Linked DNA regions of Mus musculus: region 2 is linked to region 1. A link is a loop called in an ENCODE intact Hi-C map of the cell type or tissue named here. Cell type or tissue: gastrocnemius. All regions are shown on one strand. Each heading gives the region's core, and the rest is flanking DNA. Links, peaks and the distances in the headings are about the cores only. Region 1 has its middle 6.2 kb from the start of Gm23144. Region 2 overlaps Ttll8 (tubulin tyrosine ligase-like family, member 8).

Region 1 (2,911 bases), core at 299-2,798:
TCGATTATCTCAGTAACAAGAAGGTGACTCTGGCACTCCGCCTCTGAGCCTGCAGTGGCAGTGTTGGCCGCAGCGTTCAAAGATGAAGCCACCAAGTTCAGGAGCTAAGCTGGACAGACAGTTCATCTGGGCATGAAGAAACATTAGAAAAAATCAGGACACAGGTTGAGTGTCCCCTGGAGGATCCCTGGCCTTGCCAGCACACAGTGCCCCTCTGCTGCAGCTCTCCAGGGATCTGGATCTTCATGGTCCTTGGGGGGGGGGTCCCCATGGTCTGGCCTTGCCACTCTTCCTGCTGTGATGCCCTAAGCTGCGACCTGCGTGCACAGGCGAAGGCAGTGGACAGATGTTATGCCCTTTCCCCTGTACCTCACAGACACAACTGACAACTGACACCATGCCAACTGGGCCCTCTGGTCAGCTCCTGCCTGGAACCTAACATGGAGAATCTGGCCTGCCTCAGTTTGGCTTCTGTTCAGTTCCACCTGTGTGGCTCTGTCAGCTAGATGTCGCTCTTACCCTACTGGGATGGGGAGTTCATGTCAGGACACTGACCAGGGTTGACAAGCCGACAGCAGACCTGTGTGTGCAGGCCAGGATCCCTGCTGCTTCCCCAGTGTTCCTACCACAGGCAGCTCTCAGGTGACTGAAGGCAGACGCCACAGCCATCCAGCCATCCATCCTGACAGCTTAGTGACCCCTGGTGGCACTGTCTCCACAAGGCCACTGATGAGGTACACATCCTAGTGAAAGGTGGGGTTGCCTGGGCAGCCTTCTCATGAATGGTGCTGCAGGAATCAAGGACCAGGGTGTGGGTGGCTGCTGTTTGGGCGCTGGCCACTGTGGGGCACTGTTTGTGCTGTGGCCTTGGACCAGGTATTTCTGCTGCTGGGACATGCTCTTGTAACCCAGAGTCCCCGATGACCTGGTATCTCTTCCCAACCTGAGATGACGGCTACTTTTCCCTCCTTAAGTAAATAAATGTTTCTTGGGGGAGGAACCTGGGGATATATGCAGCAGACAGGGTCCATTGGGGAACGTGGACAGACTCAAGTAGGACCTCATCTGGTAGGCAAATTCAACAGACCGGGTCCCCTGACCACAGTGGCCTGGAGTTCCCAAGCTGAAGATCAGGAACATAGACCGTGGGGTTTGAATGTAGGCACCCCTCTGCCTGCACTCAGCCTTCTGGGTTGGGGCAGGGGACCCTAGGTTCCTTCTGTGCCTTGGCCCCCCGCAGACTGTGTGGAAGGCCAGAGTCACCTCTTCCTTACGCACCAGTCCTGTCTGGGTACATGGCCAGCAGGTGGCACTGTTGATCAGTACTGGCCAAGCCAACTCTAACACTCTGCTGTGTCTGGGTGGGACCAGTTCTTCACTACAGGGACATCCCTCCCCCCTCCCCCCCCTCCTCGTCACCCCCCCTCCGCCACCCCAGAGCTGCAACCTGGAGCCTGTGTGCTTCCCTCCCACCCGTGTTTGTGAGAGAATATTCAGACCGGTCCTTCAAAAGATAGGAAGAAAATCTTGGCTTCACATTTGACCTGTGGCCTGAAGTCTTGTGTCCCCCTCACCTAATCTGGGTACTGCTGCCCATATCGAGTCCTCCTTCAGAACACCTGTCATGCCCACCCTTCTTTGTGGGCCTTACCTGTCGAACAGTCTCCAGGGCATCAACCTGGGGCCTATGCTGGCTTTCTGGCCCAACCCCCTCTTTGCATGCTGTTAAGGAACACGCACACGCGCACACACACACACACACACACACACACGCACACGCACACGCACACGCACACACACATGTACGTTTGAGGATCTCACCATAGATTTCTAGATTCAGCAGGGTCTTTGGGTCTCAGCATAAACCCAGGTCGGGAGCCTTGCCAGGTACAGCCTTCTCTGGCCTTCAACAGGCATAATGGAAAGTTATTGAATCAGCTAGTAGTTCTTTCCAAAACTGACTCTGGTGGAAAGTATAGCTCAGTGTGGCCTTCTGGAAGGCTGGATGATAAGCCCTCCTTTTAGGCAGTGGTTATCAGTAGCCACTCTGGCCCCTATGGTGGGGTACAATGTCTGGACATGGAATGTCACATCTGAGGGACAATGTGACTATCCAGAGTGACTGGGTCCAGGGGTGTTTCTCTACACTCTGGGGTGTATGGTATGTATGGTACTACAGCGTGTATGCATGCACACATGTACACACACACACACCACACCACACCACACCACACCACACCACACCACACCACACCATCACACAGTGGCTAGCTCCAGGCAGCCACCTCAGAGGAAAAATGCTGACAGGAGCATCTGGCTGGCAGCCTGAATCTCAGCCAAGGATCTCTGCAGAGAGGAGAGCCACACTGGGTACGTGGGCAGCTTCGTGAGAATCAACCTTCCACTGTGGCAGAGCAGCAGCCAGTCTCTTGGGGGCACTGTCCTGAGTGTATTCACTGGTCATCGGGGCAGCCTTGCTGTCCAGGGAATGCATAGCTTCTGTCTAAACCATCACAGCCCTCCATTCATGTGCTCAGAGACTGACAGGGTTGCCAACACCTGACTAAGTCATTCTGTCTACCTGGCTGTCCAAAATGTCATCAATGGGACGTGCCTGTTGCTGACTTCTGGGGACATGCAAATAAACATCTCATTACCTCGAAAAGGTCAGCTGTGGCAGAAACCAATTCCAGCCAAGCCCAGTCTGCCAAAGCAATGAATTTATTGGTGAAGAGTTAGCTATACTGCCATTCCAGAAGCACTACATAGTGACTGTCCCTGGGTTTGCTGACCTGATGACAGAGCATGAACTGGGCTAGTGGTCAGTCAGTCGGACCTAGAAGAACATGGTCTCAGAAGAGTTGGTGGTCAGCTGTTTCATTTCTCACTCAGCAGGCATCATCTTTCATTG
Region 2 (2,911 bases), core at 189-2,688, 93 kb after region 1:
AAAGGCCTAACTTAGAAACCAATCATAATCTCAGGAAATTAGGGCAGGGATCAGTAGAGATGTTTGAGCAGCTTTCAGAATTTGAGGGTACACTGATGGCACCTGGGAGAGAGAGACGTCCACCACAGTACCTGTAGTACCTCTCAGGTTCTCCATATGTGGGCAGACCTGGTACAATGGAGAATGTTTAGTGTCAAGTCCCTGCGACGGCTAAGCCACAATTCTGGCTGCAGCCCTGGAGGTGGAAGCAAGGGTTTGGGGGACAGGAGACATTTATGTTCTGCCTGCCTGCTGGAAAAGGAGAGGCAGCATTGAGGAGAAAGTGAATAATGCCAATCTCTGGCTAGGTGGGTTAGAGTTTCAAGACAGCAAGAGTTGTAGTGGGGTCAGCTTCCACTCCCCGGGTGCAGGGAACAGGTTGGCATGTGATGGAGTGAGCTTGCCTCTCGCTGGCCAGATACCAAGCAGAGCCCACTTCCCTGGTCTACTGAATGTGAGCTTCCTCTGCAGATGTTACGTGTTGGTTAACTATAATGATAGGGTAGCCCTGCCACAGTTAGTACACAGTGCAAACAGGTATAGACAACCGGCAGTGTCCCCACAATACCTTCTGTCTGGTCCATAGAGCTGGGCCAGACTAGTGTAATGGGTGGTATTATCAACAAGGCCTGATAGCATTTACTACTGTGCTCCAGAAAAACAAGCATTTTGCTGTCCCAGTGGGAAAGAAGCCTCATGATCCAGAACACTAGAGCCTGGGTTCTGGAAGTCACCCCTGAAGGTGGGCCAGCACTGGACTCAGCTGTCACCACACCGTGTTATCCACATCACATAATGATAAGATGGAAGCTGTAAAAGTCAAGAGATTGCTGAAATAGGGGAGGAGCCTGGCCTGTTTTCAAACCAATATGGATGCTCAGATTCTAGACATCCGTGCTCAACTGAGAACGGACAGGGACCCTGCAGGTCCCATGAAGAGTAGCCTCTTGGCCTTCTAGGTCCTGACGCACAAGTGTCCATGTGGGAATCTGCAAGTCTCCAGAAGAATCAAACGGGCCCCAAGGCGCTCCTTAGATTGTGGCACTTCTAAGTGGGCAGTCAGAGCAAAGCACCACAGAGCCTGCTCACCAGGCAAAATCATACAGTGTGGTAACACGGGAGCCCAATGCTGCCACCTAGTGGTAAAGTATCGCGGTTCTCTTTTGTAGCAATTTAAGAAAATGATTAGTTTAGAAAGCTCAAACAGAAAAAGTGAAGTTTGGGCATTTTTGCTCATGCGTTCTCTTGTGTCATTATTGCCGGCTCAAGGTACAGTAATGGGCTGCTCAGGAAGTCCTCAAGTGTTATGTTCCAGCCAATGATAGCTAGTTTTCATTCTTTGGCCACAAGGATAGGCTCTGCCTTTCTTGAAACTTACAGCCATGGATGGAGACATGAACACACATTACCCTCTCCCCGACCCCCTCTCTCCTCTTTTTTCTCCTATGTAGTGTCTCTCAGCCTCACAGCTGGGAGAGCTGACCATGGTTGTGCCATTTGCAGTCCTTGCTCTGACACAGCTGGGGTTTGTCAGATCTGCGCTTACAGAGTCTATCTGAGGTTGGGTGCGTCATTTCTGCAGGGATAGAAGATCTGGGTCATAGGGCACGCTGTTCTTGCTTTTCCAAAACGCCGTTGCTCAACACTCCTGCCAGAGCTGCATGAGAGCTGTTGATTCGGGCCAATTCTTGGTGTCTCAAGTCTTCAATTCAGCCATCTGGGTGTGCAGAGAGGTCTCCCATCATGGGTGATTTTTGTTGTTTCTTTTTTTTTTCCTTTTTCAGCTTTTGAGATAAAGTCTCATATATAGCCCAAGCTGGCTTTGAGTTCAAGGTCCTCCCGGGATTACAGGAGTTATCACCAAGGGTTCATTCTGGCTTTAACCTGCATTTCTGGAAAGCTCCAACAATGGTTGCTTTTCTAGTCTGACTGGACAGCTGATTTGTATTTAATAAAGAGTCTATTCTGGGTTTATTCTTGAGGCAGAGTCTCGTGGATCCCAGGATAGCTTTGAACTTGCCATGCACATGAAGATGACCTTGAACTTCTGATCCTCCTGCTACTGCCTCCTGGCCCCATGTCTTTGCAGATACTGTGGTAGGTGTCTCTCTCCCAGGTGCCAGGAGTGTACCCTCAAATCTGAAAGCTGTTCAGACATCTCTACCGATCCCTGCCCTTACACCCCGAGATTGTGATGGGCTTCTAGGTCAGGCCTTTGCCTACAAGTCTGAAGTCACCAGCAAGGACATGGGGTAGGGCTGACAGTCACGTTCAACCAGAGCGTTTGGGGTTACAGGCATGGGCCACCACGTTTAGTTTACGACGTCCTAGAGGATGAACTCGGGGCTTCAAGTAAGAGAGAGAAGCACTCTACAAACCCAGAATTTAACTTGGTCCATTTCTCTCCCCTGACTCGGCAGCTTCTGAGCCTGGACCTCAGTTGGACTTGTGGACAGTGGATCTGTCTTCAGTTCACAGCTTCTATTTTTCATCCTCTTTTCAATGCTTTTTTGAGAAACACAGTTCTCTGGTTTTGTTTGTTTGTTTGTTTTGTTTTGTTTTTTCGAGACAGGGTTTCTCTGTGTAGCCCTGGCTGTCCTGGAACTCACTTTGTAGACCAGGCTGGCCTCGAACTCAGAAATCCACCTGCCTCTGCCTCCCGAGCGCTGGGATTAAAGGCGTGCGCCACCACGCCCGGCTGAGAAACACAGTTCTTAAGCACTCGAAGCCCTGCCGTCAACTTTTTCCTATTAATTGTAGCTAATAATTTCCAGGGTTAGTGGCTAATAAATATGAAGCTATAACCAACCTCACTAGGAAGGAACTGTCTTCAGAACAACTCATACAGGGGGTGTGAGGACAACTCCTGAGA

What was found. Peaks named below come from ENCODE experiments on the same cell type or tissue, not always from the same donor. Only the 100,000 strongest peaks of a DNase experiment are listed, where the experiment ranks them.
Region 2: a loop joins it to region 1, with 13 times the contacts of the local background. A loop is called at or near these places in 39 of 42 quality-filtered maps.

What each region holds. Positions count from the first base shown.
Region 1 is chr15:88,827,603-88,830,513 of GRCm38, forward strand. No RefSeq gene overlaps it. Among named protein-coding and RNA genes, the nearest start is that of Gm23144, 6.2 kb to the right of the region's middle. In gastrocnemius, for the core only: CTCF peaks have their summits at 518, 717 (motif pointing left) and 1,295 (motif pointing right); DNase peaks (open chromatin) are centred at 568, 797 and 1,294; H3K4me3 peaks cover 307 bases; H3K27ac peaks cover 1,768 bases.
Region 2 is chr15:88,920,501-88,923,411 of GRCm38, forward strand. All of the region lies in intron 8 of Ttll8 (tubulin tyrosine ligase-like family, member 8), which reads right to left. Among named protein-coding and RNA genes, the nearest start is that of Ttll8, 32 kb to the right of the region's middle. In gastrocnemius, for the core only: a CTCF peak has its summit at 1,181 (motif pointing left); a DNase peak (open chromatin) is centred at 1,148.